Regions from separate parts of the Mus musculus genome. Here region 1 is linked to region 2. A link is a loop called in an ENCODE intact Hi-C map of the cell type or tissue named here. Cell type or tissue: heart. All regions are shown on one strand. Links, peaks and the distances in the headings refer to the core of each region. The heading gives the core; the rest is flanking DNA.

Region 1 (8,901 bases), core at 3,138-5,637, 600 kb after region 2:
CGGGCGAAGCTAGCCAGGGCTGCTGCCAGCCTAGTCCTCCGAGGGCAGGGCTGGCTCCGGGGACAAGCGTGAGGCGGAGCTGGGGAATAACAACAGGATGTGCAACCACAGGGTGAGGAGGGCTGATTGAATGCCTGAAGTTCGCGGCCCGGCTCCGGGGCACTTCCTTTATTAGGCCACTTCAGGGAACCCAGGGGGGTGTGGGCTCCGGTCCCCCTCCCCCCGCCACACTTTCCCGGATCCTAGGGGAAGGGGCAGGTCGCTCAGCGCCAGGCTGTGCGGGTCCGGCAGGCAGCAGGTCCGCCGAGGTAGCGAGCTCGGGTGCACGGGCTGCTGGTGGGCTCTCTCGGGGGTGGTGGTCTGCAGCTTGAGACGTGCTCGCGGGTACGGGGGGCTACAGAAGTGGGGTGCGCTCTGGTGGGCGACACGTGTGGCGCGGGTCTCAGCGTCTGCTCGTTTCGCTTTCAGGACTGGAAATGGCAGACCATATGATGGCCATGAACCACGGGCGCTTCCCCGACGGCACCAACGGGCTGCACCACCACCCTGCCCACCGCATGGGCATGGGGCAGTTCCCGAGCCCGCATCATCACCAGCAGCAGCAGCCCCAGCACGCCTTCAACGCCCTCATGGGCGAGCACATACACTACGGCGCGGGCAACATGAATGCCACGAGCGGCATCAGGCACGCCATGGGGCCGGGGACTGTGAACGGGGGGCACCCCCCGAGCGCTCTGGCCCCGGCCGCCAGGTTTAACAACTCCCAGTTCATGGGTCCCCCGGTGGCCAGCCAGGGAGGCTCCCTGCCGGCCAGCATGCAGCTGCAGAAGCTCAACAACCAGTATTTCAACCATCACCCCTACCCCCACAACCACTACATGCCGGATTTGCACCCCACTGCAGGCCACCAGATGAACGGGACAAACCAGCACTTCCGAGATTGCAACCCCAAGCACAGCGGAGGCAGCAGCACCCCTGGCGGTGCGGGTGGCAGCGGCACCCCCGGCGGCTCCGGCGGCACCTCGGGCGGCGCGGGTGGCAGCAGCGCGGGCGGCAGCGGCGGTGGCAGCACCATGCCCGCCTCGGTGGCTCACGTCCCCGCGGCAATGCTGCCGCCCAATGTCATAGACACTGATTTCATCGACGAGGAAGTGCTTATGTCCTTAGTGATAGAAATGGGTTTGGACCGCATCAAGGAGCTGCCCGAACTCTGGCTGGGCCAAAATGAGTTTGATTTTATGACGGACTTCGTGTGCAAGCAGCAGCCCAGCAGAGTCAGCTGTTGACTCGGTTAACCTCGCAGGCGGAAAGAAATCACCCTCCCCACCCCACCCCCACCCCCAACTTCTTCGGTGTGAATTAAAAAAAAAACAAAAAAACAAACATTCCCTTAGACGCAGTATCTCGCTTTTCAGATCCTGAAAGGGTTGAGAACCTGGAAACAAAGTAAACTATAAACTTGTACAAATTGGTTTAAAAAAAAAAAAGATTGCTGCCACTTTTTCCTATTCTTGTTTCGTTTTTTGTAGCCTTGACATTCACCTCCCTTATGTAGTTGAAATATCTAGCTAACTTGGTCTTTTTTGTTGTTTGTTTTTACTCCTTTATTTCCTCACTTTCTCCCGTGCTCAACTGTTAGATATTAAGCTTGGCAAACTGCTTAATCTTGTGGATTTTGTAGATGGTTTCAAATGACTGCGCTGCGTTCAGATTCATGAGTGAAAGGAAACATTGCATTTGTTGGCTGCATGATCTTTGAAGGGCAGATATTACTGCACAAACTGCCATCTCGCTTCATTTTTTTTAACTATGCATTCGAGTACAGACTTAAGTTTTCAAATATGCTAAACTGGAAGATTAAACATGTGGGCCAAACCGTTCTGGATCAGGAAAAGTCATACCGTTCACTTTCAAGTTGGCTGTCTCCCCTCCCCCATATGTACAGACAATAATAGGGTGTGGAATGTCGTCAGTGGCAAACATTTCACAGATTTTTATTTTGTTTCTGTCTTCAACATTTTTGACACTGTGCTAATAGTTATATTCAGTACATGAAAAGATACTACTGTGTTGAAAGCTTTTTAGGAAATTTTGACAGTATTTTTGTACAAAACATTTTTTTGAGAAAATACTTGTTAATTTATTCTATTTTAATTTGCCAATGTCAATAAAAAGTTAAGAAATAAACTTGTTTTCTAAAAGTCAGTCATTTGGGGGGGGTTGTCTTTACATTCCACTTGTTATTGCGAGTAAGCTTTCAAAGGATAATAAGTTTCAGGACACTAAAACAGGTCACCGTGAGCTTAAGGGAAAGCAGGATTTAGGATAATTGACATAATGCTGCTGGTTACCTTTGTAGCATGCCTCTTGGTGTGGTTTAATCAAAGGCTGAGAAGTTGTCACAGTGTTTTTGTTGTTGTTTCTTTGCTGTTGTTTCCATTTCCAGTGCTCCTTGGCTAGGAAGGCTAGCAATATTTAATCTTTCTCACTGCGTGGGGGTGGGGGGAGAAAACTGTTTTTGATTCAACTACTTAAAAGGACATGGACTAGAATATTATACTGAGTGATTGATGGGGTGGCATTAAATATAAATTACCTTTATTTCAAGTGATGAATTTTATTTCTGAGCAAAGGCGCTAAGGATAGACACATCTGCCAGCTTAACCTCAAATAGATTCTGACTGGTTTGCAGTTCTGGGTGCAAGAGGGGGGTGGAAACCTACCTTGAGGCTTCCAATAATATTTAAGTTTTGCTCCGAGGTTGACTCAAAGGTCAAATTACAACCTTCATAACATGTTCCCTCCCAAGCGTGCCCCATTTTCCAGAATTCTGAGCTGCCGCTGTCCCATGCATTAGGTGCCAGGGACCTCAGTATAAAATGAGTTTAACAGCCTGGGTGAGCTGAGTCTTTAAGCAGACCAAACCCACATTCAGTGGGTGTCAGGGATAGCCTTACATAATCAAGCAGAAGAGAAAGAAAGTGTCAGAGCATCCCAGGTGAGAGAGGAGTTAGGTTGTTGTTGCCTGTCATGTTTTCACGCTTTCAAGAGCAGCATACCCTCAGCCAAGAACAGAGACTCCCACTGACCCTATGGAGAGACCAAGGAAATGCAGGCCAAGAAGGTCTTACAGCAAACCTTGCTTCAAAAGAGCGGTCCCTTTTTGTGCTTTGAATCTGATCCTAAAGCCCATGTTTGCAGTCAGAACAAGCAGGTAGGGCTGCCCTGGAATCTGGCACATAGGCTGACTGAGAAGGACTCCGAGTGGCTCGACTCTGTTAAGTTCTATTTCCAAGCAGGACAGGTAAAATTAAGATGCATAGTGCACTGGGCTTTTTATAACTCTATAATTGACACCATCCTATTAATAATTGTGTTCTATGAAATCACGCAAAGCTCATTCACCCCAATTTTCAAACAACCCCATTTCTCCAAGAGTTAAAGCTGAAGTTCTCTTTAGCTACGGCATGTCAATATTGCATCTGCAATCCGGCAGTAAATCTTCCTAGCCAAGCATTTTTCACAGTAAGTTTTTCTTTCCTTTTTTCTTTTCTTCCCCCCTCTCCCAGGCTCAAGTGAAAAAAAAAAAAAAGTTTGCATACAGCAAATACTGGTTTGTTCTCCCAGGGAGTGTGTGTGTGTGTGTGTGTGTGTGTGTGTGTGTGTGTGTGTGTGTGTGTGTGTGTCATGAAGAGGCAAGCAAAGAATTGTCATACCACCCCGATTCACCATTTATTCTGCCAGGGAATAAGCCATAACACCTGCTCTGTCATTAAATCGCTCCTGCTGCTCCAATGCCGGACACGTATGTAGAGATGCAGAGCTCAAGGAACTATTATTAGAACTTGGACCCATCCCTGTTAGAACAGAGGACTCAGAGAGCTGGCTAAAAGCACAATTTGTCCTCAGTGCAAATACAAACTCCCCTCCCCCACCCACCATCTCTATTTCATTAAAACTCTCTTGATCAACAATTGAGCAGATCCTACGTGATATCTGCAGGTCGCTTTAGGCAGAGAAAAATAAGCCCTTGTTTAAACAACCTGATTAATGAAACCTGTACAGTGACCTAGATCACCCGGCTCCTGGCAGACATTTGCAAAACCTTCTGTGGTCTTGCTTCCTACTAAGTTGCTGAGGGCATATGGGGAAATTTGACCTCTGTACCTTGGCTGTTTGTCAGAAAGTTCTAACGTGGTACAAGAGGGCCTCTGTTCTTTAGGTTCTGCTCACAAACAGACACTGCACGCTTGATTTTCAAGACGAGATCAGTGATAAGCACAGCCCCATTGACACACAACAGAGGAATATGTCTGCGTGAATATAATCGTGCTGCTCTGCCGGGTGCTTGCTAAAATCCCGGTGGCAGCATCTTTGTGGCTGATAAAGACGTTAGAGCCCTGGATAGGTCTTTGAAGAACAGTTGCCTAATCACCACTGTTTATGGGGTGCTAGGCTAGAGCACTTGTTCCAGGAGGCTGACATCTATTGTGAAGTTTACGGTCTCTGTGACTTTTACTACTGTAAACGCCTGGGATGGCTATAAATTGATGTCAACATTAAAGGCCAGATCCTTTAGAGCAAAATATTAATCCACTAATCTATTATGGGTGGCTGGCTTTCAAATACAAACTTTGCAGCTCTGGATCATTAGGTGTTTTCGCCCCCTTGTGGAATTTATTCAGAAGGTTAAAGGAAAGCGCCTCTCTGGAGAGGTTTTTTTTTTTTCTTCGTTGCTGAAGACTTTGGTTTTTTTTTTTTTTTTTTTTTTTTTTTTTTTCCCTTGAGCAAATATTCCATGTTTGTTCAACCATTTTTTTTTTTTTAAATCAACAGGACTGGAGATTAAGCACTCTTTATAAAAATAAGAGTATCTTACCTACCTGTGGTTAAAGGTGCATAATTTGAGATTGGCTTCCTCTTTGGAAATATACACTGGCTTAGGGATTTTCCTTTTGAAAGAGCAAGGAATGGAGGTTTGGGCCAATGCTTTAGCGTATCAGATGTGGGGATGGCAAACATCTGAAGCCCCACAACAGGACTGCTGGTTTGTATATGAGGGTCAAGAAGACTATACTCAGTTGGGGTGAGGTTGAAGACATGGTGGGAAATATTCAGGAATGCAGAATGCAATTATGCACGTTGGAATGTGACCTAGCCACTGGCTCTAATCTAGTGAAAAGGACCACGGGAACTCTAATGAGAATAAATGTTGCTGTCTAATTGAGTCAGGAAAATTTACTTCAACATAAACCTGGCAGATAACATTGTCTCCAAAAGAATAAATGGAGAACTTGGAGAATGTAGGCTAGCAGCCACTGGCCATTTTTTTTTTCTGTTATGTTTTGTTTTTGCTTGCATAAAGGGACTATTTCCTGTAGCTTCAGAGATGGTATTTACCAGCTCAGTGTTATACCACTATCGGCAAAATCTACGTTCCCAGACAGGCTGAGGCAAACCTCAGCAAGAGAACACCAAACAGCACATCAAAGGCCTGAGCCAATGAAACCCTATTCGCACGTGTTGTGTTTGTCTTCCCCCCCCCCCCCTTAAACAGAAGGGACAATGGCAGTGTCTGAATTTTAATTGCAGTGGACTGGCTTAAATTACTTGACCTATTTTTTTTTTTATGCAGCAAGAACAGAAATGATTTTTTTTTTTTTTACTGATAGCCACTTATTGGAAAGGGAAATATTAGAACATTTTCCTCAAGCAGTAAGCTGCCGATAAATAATTTAGCTTGCTTTACAGCACATGAGACCCACCTATATTTTGGGGGGGGGGACTATTAAGATGCCAGAAAGAAAGAAATTTCTCTTCAAAGGGTGGGAATGCTAAGTTTTGCTAAATAAGGGGCTTTAAATAGTTCAGGTGCCTTGGGTTTGAATTTCTATTATGTTTAGCTGTTTATAGGCTTGAAATAAGCTAAGAAAACTAGGGGGCTGTGTGAACCTAGAGAAGGAGATCCTATCAGGCCTCCTTCCTTCCACACTTCTATAAATAAACAGTGCCTTTTGAGTGCATTGATCCTAATCAGGTCCCCCCCTCCCCAAGATAAGCACAAATGTTAAAAGCAACCCAGAAATGTCAGAAGCCTGGGTAATGGTGTGCTTCCAGAGAATTCTGCTTGGCTAGCCCAGGACCTGTGAACGGCCCATGGCAGATCACAGATGAGTGATGGGTCCTGCTGCTTCCTGTTGGTACTGTTGGTTTAGGCTGACCTGATCTGAGCGATTAGCGAAGCCGCTGTCCATCATGGGGTGAAGGTTGAATATCTTGAGTCACAGGTTTCTTGGCATTTTTCCAGAGTACCCCAGGCATGCTCATCACTAAAAGCCTTCCCTCTCTTCCCTTCACTGTAGAATAATTAGTTGGTGACACGGGGTTGCAGAACTAAGCCGGGAGGGAGTCTGTGTCTCCGGAGGCAGCAGCCAGGTAACGTTAGCTGGTACCATCACCGGTTACAGACACAGAAGGCTTAAGGAACCCTCTCTTGGCCTGGAAAGCTGTGTAGAAAATAAAATGTAGGCTGAGGGGAAACTCAAGCTAATATAAAATAACAATAATGTTAATAATAAAGAAGCTAACTACAAGATGTAGATGAACGCATGAAGGACAGTCACAGCCAAGTGGGTGGGTCATGGCTACTTGAGCCCCCTCTCATTGTGTCTGCTATGGACCTGGCGGCTGGCACCTTTAATCCCCAAACCTGAGAGACAGAAGCAGGAAGATCTCTGAGTTTGGAGCCAGCCTAGTCTACAAGACTTTCTCAAAGTTTTCTTGGATGATGGGACACCGATTTTTAAGACGGCAAGAATCACACTGTTTAGGTTGCCTGGGACCAAATCTATCAAGTTCTAAGACAGTCAAAACTACACAGAGAAACCCTGTCTGGAAAAAAACCAAAACATTAGTTGTCCACAAAGAGTATTTCTATCCATTCATTGGTATTGCTATTTCTTGCAACGTGTAGTTTTGGACTTGGTTTGCAACCCCCCCCCCCACCCTACCCCAATGCACACAGGATTAAGCTGTGAAGCCAAACCTTTAGGCTGCCAGGCAAGCACCGCCCTGCTGTAGTTATTTTGCAAAGCTCTGTGACAAAGGTTGACTGAGACGTCCCTTCCAGGGTTCTCTCTCCATGTGACTGCGCTGCCTCTCCAGTGCCTAAGATAACCATCCTGAGGTTCTGAGATCCCTGTGTTGACAGGGATCGGTTCTTAGAACCCCTCTAAGGGGTAAGTCATGAAAGAAAGAAAGAAAAAAGCAGTAACATGAAAAAGAATTCCACACGGGTTATGAAAAATATTTAAATAAATAGGTTAGTAAAACAAAATAAAGGGAAGTCTCCATTGTGTTTTTTTTGGGGGGGTGGTTTTTGGTTTTGTTTGTTTGTTTGTTTGTTTGTTTGTTTTTCAGATTTTACTCGGGCAGTGGGATGTGGGCTTTAAGAGGGCAAAAAGAACGCTCTTTAGGCTTCATAGGACTGAATCAGAGAGAACAATCATAACCGATCTCGTCCTTGACACTGAGTTTCTTGTGGCTGGCTCAGTTGAGTGCGTACTGTGCTTCAGAAATTGGAAGAAGGCGCCTCACGCGTGCACACTTCTCTAATACAGCGGTCCCGCAAAACCCGTATCATCCCAACGTAAGTTAAGAATGTGGCATTCAGAAAAGAAGCGATTTGCTCCAGGGCGTGGGAGGCTGCGGTGGGACTTGGAGATGGTGCTTACACAGCACTCTTGAGATAAGCCAAGACGTCTTAAGATGGCACCGACTGCACAGGAGAAAAAGCTCTATATTAGCCGTTCTCAACCCGTGAGTTTCAACCCTTTCACGGGAATCTCCTAAGAAAACCCTTAGAAAACGCAGATATTTACATTACGGTTCAGAATACTAGCAAAATTAAAGTTAGGAAGGAACAACAAAATCATATTAAGGTTGGGAATGACCACAACATGAGGAACTGTATGAAGAGGTCCCATTATTAGAAAGGGTGAGGACCCCTGCTTTACATGGTCCTCAGCTATAAAGCGCACGGCTATAAAACAACTACAGATGTGTCTGCCCATTCGATTACACATTTGACCTTTTAGGAGTCTCAAGATATGGCTGTACACGTTTCCAGACCCAGTCAAACTATTCTGCAAGGTACATGTGACTCTGAAAGAACACGGACTGTCTAGTGTAAACCTTGTTTCACAGTTTTAACCTTGCTAGAACTTCAAGTACGATCAAAGCGAAGTACAATAGGTTGTAATTTTGTTTCCCTTTTTACTGAATTCCATGTTGCTGAATGCGGCCCCCTTTCCAAATTAAGCTAATGTCTGGGGTTTGCCAATTCTAGAACCCGATGAATAAAAATGTTTGTGGTTAAGTTCTCCCAGGTTGAGAAAAAAAATGACCACTTTGTAACTTGCCCCAGTGGCTGATAACAATTATACCTGAGTATTGATTATAATTCTCAGAATGATATTGTGTAAGAAAATGAATCTCTCAAGACACAAGAAATGGCCACACCATTAATCCCAGCACTTGGTAGTAGAGGCAGGCAGATCTCTATAAATTTGAGGCCAGCCTGGTCTTCAGAGGTAGGCCCAGGACAGCCAGGACTACACAGAGACTCCTTGTCTTGGAAAAGAAAACTAGTGGAGATGTAGCATTCCGTCAGTTTACACTTACATGATCTTCTTGGACATACCCACACTGTCTGCTATAAGGGTGGCCCACTGGCTCTCTTGCTCTCTTCTGCCACATGAAGGGTTCTTCTATTAATAGTTGTAGTGAAATGAATAGTAGACCAGGATTAAAAAACATGGGCCTTACTCTGCAACTAAATAGCGGTGTAATTTAATCACTGCTGGCTTAAGTTTCTCCATCAGTGAAATGAAGATGTTTAAT
Region 2 (8,901 bases), core at 2,437-4,936:
GGATGCTCACAGTAAGCTATTGGATGGATCACAGGGCCCCCAATGGAGGAGCTAGAGAAAGTACCCAAGGAGCTAAAGGGATCTGCAACCCTATAGGTGGAACAACAATATGAACTAACCAGTACTCGGAGCTCTTGTCTCTAGCTCCATATGTATCAAAAGATGGCCTAGTCAGCCATCACTGGAAAGAGAGGCCCATTGGACTTGCAAACTTTATATGCCCCAGTACAGGGGAATGCCAGGGCCAAAAAGTAGGAGTGGGTTGGTAGGGGAGTGGGGAGGAAGGTATGGGGGACTTTTGGAATTGCATTGGAAATGTAAATGAGGAAAATACCTAATTAAAAAAATAAGTTTAGGTTTTAAATAAGGCCCTAGCTGTAGGGGTCTGAAGCTCTCCAGCCTGGATGTACAGACAGACACAATTCTATAGTAATAGAGGGGTAGTGCAAGCTGACTAATAGGTCTTCACTTGGAGGCCAGGGACCAAGGGCAGATGACCCAGAAAGCACAGGTCACCCAGTAGCAGGATATTTATGTGAGGCAGGGAGGAAGAGGGAGAGGGATAACAGAGGAACTGTACCTCTATTAGAAAGAGGTTTCACCCAAGTGAAGAGGTCTATTTTGAGGGGTTAGCAAGAAAGGATTGGCTCTAGCCATGAATACTGTGGGTGGGAGAGGTTCTTCCACCCTAAAGAACACCAGATGGTTGGCAGAAGGTCAAGAGTCAGTCCCCTGGGTCCAGGGGAGGGTTAATACCAACCAGGAGAGGAAAGTCAGAGAAAAGTCACCAATTAGTCAATGTACGAGCAAACGGAGTAGGCAGACATGGCAGGTAGGGTCCCAGCCTTTGTGTTCACCCCCACAGTGGAGTGCACCAACACCTGATAGCCATGGGACAGGTGTCACATGGGAGTTTATTTTAAAAGTAGGGGAGGGGCACAAATATTGCCTCAGGATGGAGGCAGGAAAGAAGGGGAGCAGGAGAAGCAGCCCTTCCTTTTACTGGGGACGTGACTGCTACACAGGGAGACATGAGACATGAGTCAGCAATGAGAATATGTCCCATCTGGGCAGCTAGTGATGGCATGTCCTGTTGTTGCCAGAACCCTGGGGCTGACCATGGAGATGCCTGATGGCTCTGCTATCACCAGGTCCCTTGGGCAAACCTTGGAAGCACCTGATTGCTAACACCCCTCCCTCTCCTCCTCCCAGTTCCCCTGCAACTCCCCTTGCGTTCAGATCAACTCCCTATCTGTCTCATATTAGAAAAGAACAAGCTTCTAAGAGATAACAACCAAACAAAATATAGTACGGTGAAACAAAACCCATCACACTGAAATAGGACAAGGCAAACCAACAGAAGGGGAAGAGCCTCAAGAAAAGACCTGACAACCAGAGAACCATGTACTCATACATTCAGGAGTCCCATAAAAATACTGACCTGAAAGCTATAATATATAATCAGAGAATCTATGTAGAACCATGTCAGCCTGTGCTTGCTGCTTCAATCTCTGTGAGTTCATATGAGCTTTGCTCCATTAATTTGGATTTCAGAGAGACTTGTTCTCCTGGTGTCCTCCCCATCCTGTCTGGCTGTGATTCTCTGTATCTGTTCTAATCTACTGCAGGAGGATGCTTCTTTGAGAACACTGACCTATGAGTATAACAGTAGGGAAGAGCCTTGAACTCATTGGCACAGAAGAGTTCCTGAACAGAGCACCATTAGCACAGGTACTAAGATCAACAATTTATAAATGGAAGCTCATAAAATGGAAAAGTTTCTGTAAATTAATTGTATTTTTAGTTTTGAATTTTTATGCAATGAATTAAAGAATACATATAACCCATGTGCACAGATGAAGCCTTAAATCCAGGCCTATTACAGGTTAAACTTAATCTTTTTATGTTGTTATTGGTGGCATTACAGTGAGTATGCTGGGCTCAGAAGCAGAGATGAAGTCCAACTTGTTGAACTAGACTCTCGGCAAAACTAGCCAGTTTGTTAACTTTTGAGGCCAAAGTTTCTTCACATAAACATGAGTATACTTTTTCTTACACTGCTTAAGTAGCAGATGTATCACACAATGCTGAACTATTATTGCAAATATTCTGGCTCCAATACCAGTCAGGTGTTCTTAGAAAAATGTTATGTAGGTTCATGTGACACTGAATTATTCATTCCATCTTTTGGCTTCCATTAAAAATATCAAGAATAATGTTAATAACCTTGTACTAATATCAGACACAAACTACATGTTGGACACTATTATATATGGTTCAAGCCTGATAGATTTTTATTAATATAATAAAGGGTTTATTGAACAAAAGCTGAGCAGATAAACTTGAGAAATGCAATTGAAATATAAAATTTGTACAATACTTCAGTGCAAGAAAAAGTACCTAAATGTCTTCAATTTACAAGAAAGAAATATAAGAAAAGTAAGATCTCTGTGTAGGTAAAATAAATATAAAAGAATGTTGTATAAATATAAAAGAATGTCATACTTCTAATTTTGTTTAAAAATTTGTTAAGAACAAAAGCTTATGAAGAACTGGTATACTACTGATAAATACAGGAAGCAGTCCATGCTGTTAGAGTTTGCTCTGCAGCCTCACCTAGAAAACAAAACAGCTGGTGTCTTTGTACACCTTTCAAGTTAAAGGGCTCACTCAAACTTTCTGACTTAGTGGTGCTTGGTTACTAATTGGTTAACGACTCTCTGGAAAGAGCAGTTAAACTGATGGGCAAATTGTATACTAATAATTAACATAGAGAGAACTGTGGTCCATTTTTAGGATTTAACGTCAAGAGTGGCAAGAAGGAATAATTACATGGGATAAACACACACACACACACACACACACACACACACACACACACACACACACACACTCATGGAGATAATTTTAAAACATTTAATGGTGGTAAGGAGTAAATTATTTAACTCCAACCAGGGATAAGAGCCTTTTGGTAGCTATCACTCACTGCTACCAAATCTGCTGAAGTCTGCATTTCCTGGCTGCTGGCTCTGTTTATTTAAAGTCATTCTTGATGCTCTGCGGGAAAGGATTTCAGCACTGCTGCCAAATACTCACTAGATTAAAAATGTGCTCTACTGATAATATTTTTATAAACACGGCACACTGAGCACGAGCAACGCTCTTTAGTTATCAATTCACTGCTCTTCCCCAGCCAGGCTTTCCAGGAGGGCTTGTCAATCCACAGGTTCAGTTCAGTCTGGCTATTTCTGGTATTTAAAAAAGGAACATCAAAGTCCCCTATTGGTTAAGTGCTGAATTAGGTGTTGTTCTCTATCAAAAGAGTAAGGATAATGTGTGGGTGTGAATGTTGGAATGTCTAAACATTTACTACAAAAAAAAAAAAAAGAGCCCCATATAGCAAAGAAATTCTGGGGAACGAATGATGTGACAGTACATGTGACTACAACACAATGATTCAAATTTTTAAAACTTGCTCCTCAGTTCCAACAATCAGTAAGAAGATGTTTTCACTACTGCTAAAGCAGTAATGGTTAAGCACTCTTAAATTTGCTGTGATACCTTTAGATTTATCCTCAGATTCCAAAATCACCAGCTGTATTAGAACAAATTTTGTTCACAGTAGGCTTCATGGGTAGTTGAAAGAAGTATCTAACCTGAAAACTGAAGCCCAACAATAGCCGAACGTAAGAGTGGATAAGGAACAAAAGATGAAAATAAATTTCTTAAAAGTTAAAGGCAACAGGCAATTGGGTAAGGAGGTCAAACACATAAAGCTAAAAGGAAAGAAAGAGCGGAAGCAGCAACACAGATAAATGTTAAGCCTCCCTCATTACCCGGTCTCTGGACCACTTCCTGTGGATTCTCTAAATTACTTTCAAACTCTTATGTTCCAAACGGTGTCTGACTCCCTAAAACAGGCCAAACTCCTTGGGCTGAATTCGTTTTGGAAATGGGTGGTGGAGAACTTTAGTATTCTTTTAAATTTTTATTTTTAGTCTTTGAAAATAAACATGAATTCATTTAAAGAGAAAACTTACATGTTTTTAATTTGGCAAACTAGAATTTCCCCATAAGAACAGGGTCACTGTTTCTTTGACCCTGTCTTTTACATCCCCCCTTCTACTTAGGGACACTTTGAATAGCAAATAGAAGTGTAATTATTCCAGTCACTGCAAGGAGTAGTATTTTAGAGCAAGTTCAAGAAAAGCCTCTTAATTCTTCCCAGGTACTTCGACCTCCATCTGGTAGCTGCTCCTAGTTTTTTAACAGGGCCTTATTAGAGCAGAACAGTAATGGCCTTTTGGCTTTCAGCAGAGATAATTGAGACACACAGTCATGTCTATAGATAGCATACACACACATAGAAGTAAAGTTTTTAAATAGATAAATTAATTCCATTTTAAAATATAAAATAAGATAGGACAAAACACAACACAAGTTAGTATAGAGCTACAGCATTGTAAGCAATATTGTTCTTCTAGTTTTTATCTACTGTCTTAGAGCACTGGCTATGGAGCAAGTACATGTATGTGCCAGAAAAATACCATACCATTGGGCTATAATACCAGACCTTTACTTAACCTGTAATACAAGTAAACTCCAGTGATCCCAGAGATATAGAACATGGGTGCTGCCTACTTCCTATCCAATCTTTCTACCATTATTAGCTTTTATGCATGTTAAGTGCCATCCTTAGAAAGTAATAGCAATTTCATCAACAACTGGATTGAAGCTTATTTGACTATATAGATTCTAGCAAGCACTGTATGCCAAGAGCAGAAACTGAGACAAGAATGGGAAGTTGTATGAGACTTCAGGAAGAAAATTCATCCTAATGAAGAGAAAGTTTCGTGCATCATACAAATTTTGTATTTTCCTACTTAAATATGCAGATACCTAAATATGCATTAGCCTAAATGGCTATAATGAAATGCCCGAGACATGTGAGCTAATGAAGAAGAAAAGTTTTTTTAATAGTTCTAGAGAGTCAAATGGCAGAGCGCAGGGTCTAGGGTGTAAGCTGAGCCTTGTCTGCATCATCTCAAGATGTCTAGCAATGGCAAAAAATACCTGCAGGAGTGAAAAGATTCTGTTCACAGATGAAAAACTGAGAGGATTAGACTGATCCAGAATTGTTCCTTTTGTAGTAGCAACCCTCTTATGAAATCTAAAGAGGCTAAGTCCTGTGGAGAGCATGAACCTCTGACCTCCCACAAAAAAATCTGCCTGTTACACCCTCTACAGAACTTCCCAATAACATTTTCCTAGGGACAAAGCTTCCAATCACACCAGCCTTTGGGGAACACCCAAACCATAGCAGGTACATTTTTGTAGATGTTGCTACATCATACACACACACACACACACACACACACACCACCACCACCACCACCACCACCACCACGACCACCACCACCACACTACACCACACCACATGCGAGCACACGTACACATCCGTATGCTATTCTAGTGAAGCAACATGTAATAATGGTAGATTTAACTGAAAGACTTGAATTCTAGTTCAGTTCCACCAATTGCTAAGTTACCTCTCTTTAAGCCTCTGATTGTTTGGAACAGATGACTTCACTTCTAGATTGTTCTGAGACCATAATGATATGACAGGTGGCATAGCACACAGTCTATTCACATAGATCTCAGTACTTTGTAGACACTTGGCACAGTGGAAATTGATTGCATATTTTCCTTTTACCTTTTATCTCTTCCCTTTATTGCTTTGTTCCTTCCTCTCAGTTTCCATCTCTCTATTTGTTCAAACTACTGTTTAATGTACTGTACTAAAATAAATATAGGACTAGGAGCCAAAGACTTACATTCTACAGTTTCATATTTGAATGACCTTGTGTAACACACTCCGTGTTTACAGAACAGCTTCCATTTCTCTATAATGAAAAAGCCCAGGATGCCATAAAAGCTATAAATATTTATTAATCTATAAGGTTTTTAGAAAGTTAAAAACAACATGAGGTCATTACGACTGCCCTATTATACCTAACATCTTCCTTTGAGGTTAGACTCTTGACTTTGAACATGAGCAGAGTTTTTAACAGATTGCTTTCTTCTAACAAAACCTGAATGTAAAGTATTCTTTTAAATGAACAGAGAGCCATATGAAATAACTCAATTGATAGAGCCTAGATTGGTGAGGCTAAACTATGAGACCATAAAAATAATTATTTTGTGTGCATTTTTATGTGACTATGGGAGAGGGGCAATGTGCATATAGGAATGGATGCACAGGAAGACCCAGGACTCCATCTAATTTTTTGAGATAAGGTCTATCACAGAACTAGGAGCTCAGTCATGTATCTGGCAAGGTAAGGTAGCTAACAAGTGCTGTCTTAGCCTACCAAGAGTTGGAATTATAGATACTTGAATGTTTATGTGTGCAAGCGATCAAACCTCAGGACCACTTGCTTATACAGAAAGGACTTTATTTTGAACACATTTCCAACCCCAAAGTACAGTGTATAGACACTGTAGTATTTCAGGAGATTTTTTTCTAGACATGGATGCATATACAGTAGGAGCAGTGGAAATTCTGACTCTGTTAAAGTCCCCAGAGATAGGTTAACTGTGGAAAACTGACTTCCTATGGTATACCTTATTCAATGGCTCTGAATCACCCCTGTTCCTTGGTCTTCCAGAGCCTGATAAACATACCAGGGAACAGGCTGACCAAGACCCTTCTCTATACTATCTCTGGGATTTGCTAATGCTAGTAAAGAATCATATCAAATGATAATCAACAAGAAATCCCAAGTACTTTACTACTTAATCCATTTAGTCTCATCAATAAAATCTAAAAATAGAAGCTGACAGATGTGCAAATACTCAGAAATCAACTAACATTTTGCTTAGCCTTTCTTCTGAAATTTTTTTGCATGTTCCAGCAAAGATTATCTAATCATCCTTATGAAAAGAGAACTCATTTCCACTGACAGCTCCTTGCTGTATTTTTCCAAAAGTCTATCATTACCACTTGTACACGTTAGGTAATTAAATAAATGAATTTTGTTTACATTACTCTGTATTGCTAAGTAAGGGGTGTTTAAAAATAATTGATTATGGAAAAAAGTATTTTTAAAAAAATGTAAAATGCCTATAAAGATTAAATATTATTTAGGAAATGATCATATGCTGAGAACTGAAAAGACATCAAACAAAAGGAATAGAAAGAGACAGCTAGAAGACCAGTATGTTCTTTTTATTTTTTTAATTACATATTTTCTTCATTTACATTTCAGATCCTATTCTGAAAGTCCCCTATACCTTCCTCCTGCTCTACTCACCAACCCAACCTCTCCTGCTTCCTGGCCCTGGCATTCTCCTGTACTGGGGCATATGATCTTCGCAAAACCAAGGGCCTCTTCTGCCACTGATGGCCAACTAGGTCATCCTCTGCTACATATGCAACTAGAGACACAGTTCTGGGGTGTACTGTTAGTTCATATTGTTAATCCTCCTATAGGGTTGCCGACCCCTTTAGCTCCTTGGGTATTTTCTCTAGCTCCTTCTTTAGGGGCCATGTGTTCCATCCAATAGATGACTGTGAGCATCCATTTCTGTATTTGCCAGGTACTAGCATAGCCTCACAAGAGATAGCTATATCAGAGTCCTGTCAGCAAAATCTTGCTGGCATATGCAATAGTGTCTGGGTTTGGTGGTTGTATATAGGATGGATCACTGGGTGGGGCAGTCTCTGGATGATCCTTTCTTCTGTCTCAGCTCTGAATGTTGACTTTGTAACTCCTTCCATGGGTATTTTGCTCCCAGTTCTAAGAAGGAACAAAGTATCTACTCTTTGGTCTTCCTTCTTCTTGAATTTCATGTGTTTTACAAATTGTATCAAGAGTAGTCTAAGTTTCTAGGTAAATATCCACTTATCAGTGAGTGCATATCATGTGTGCTCTTTTGGGACTGGGTTACCTCACTCAGGATGATATCCTCAGGATACATCCTTTGACTAAGAATTTCATAAATTCATTGTTTCTAATTGCTTAGTAGTACTCCATTGTGTAAATTTACTACATTTTCTGTATCCATTTTTCTATTGATGGACATCTGGGTTCTTTCCAGCTTCTGACTATTATAAATATGACTGCTATGAACATAGTGGAGCATGTGTCCTTATTACAAGTTGGAACATCTTCTGGGTATATGTCCAGAAAAGGTATTGCTAGATCTGCCAGTATTACTATGTCCAATTTTCTGAGGAACCTCCAGGCTGATTTCCAGAGTGGTTGTACCAGCTTGCAATCCCGCCAACAATGGAAGAGTGTTCCTCTTTCTCCACATCCTCACCAGCATCTGCTGTCACCTGAAAATTTTATCTTAGCCATTCTGGCTGGTGTGAGGTGGAATCTCAGGGTTGTTTTGATTTGCATTTCCCTGATGATTAAGAATGTTGAACATGACTCGAGCCCCGGGCTACCTTGCCAGCAGAGTCTTGCCCAACACCCGCAAGGGCCCACACGGGACTCCCCACGGGATCCTAAGACCTCTGGTGAGTGGAACACAGCGCCTGCCCCAATCCAATCGCGCGGAACCTGAGACTGCGGTACATAGGGAAGCAGGCTACCCGGGCTTGATCTGGGGCACAAACCCCTTCCACTCCACTCGAGTCCCGGGCTACCTTGCCAGCGGAGTCATCTGACACCCGAAAGGGCCCACACAGGATTCCACACGAGATCCTAAGACCTCTAGTGAGTGGAACACAACTTCTGCCAGGAGTCTGGTTCGAACACCAGATATCTGGGTACCTGCCCTGCAAGAAGAGAGCTTGCCTGCAGAGAATACTCTGCCCACTGAAACTAAGGAGAGTGCTACCCTCCAGGTCTGCTTATAGAGGCTAACAGAGTCACCTGAAGAACAAGCTCT

The links. Peaks named below come from ENCODE experiments on the same cell type or tissue, not always from the same donor. Only the 100,000 strongest peaks of a DNase experiment are listed, where the experiment ranks them.
Region 1: a loop joins it to region 2, with 4 times the contacts of the local background. A loop is called at or near these places in 3 of 42 quality-filtered maps.

The regions. Positions count from the first base shown.
Region 1 is chr10:17,723,470-17,732,370 of GRCm38, forward strand. It overlaps Cited2 (Cbp/p300-interacting transactivator, with Glu/Asp-rich carboxy-terminal domain, 2), which reads left to right. Exons shown (of 2, transcript NM_010828.3): 2 at 469-2,205. The coding sequence starts at 477. The coding sequence ends at 1,286. Among named protein-coding and RNA genes, the nearest start is that of Cited2, 4.7 kb to the left of the region's middle. In heart, for the core only: a CTCF peak has its summit at 4,658 (motif pointing left); DNase peaks (open chromatin) are centred at 3,812 and 4,252; H3K4me3 peaks cover 934 bases; H3K27ac peaks cover 1,138 bases.
Region 2 is chr10:17,128,852-17,137,752 of GRCm38, forward strand. No RefSeq gene overlaps it. Among named protein-coding and RNA genes, the nearest start is that of Gm20125, 38 kb to the left of the region's middle. In heart, for the core only: no CTCF peak of the experiment used is centred there; no DNase peak of the experiment used is centred there.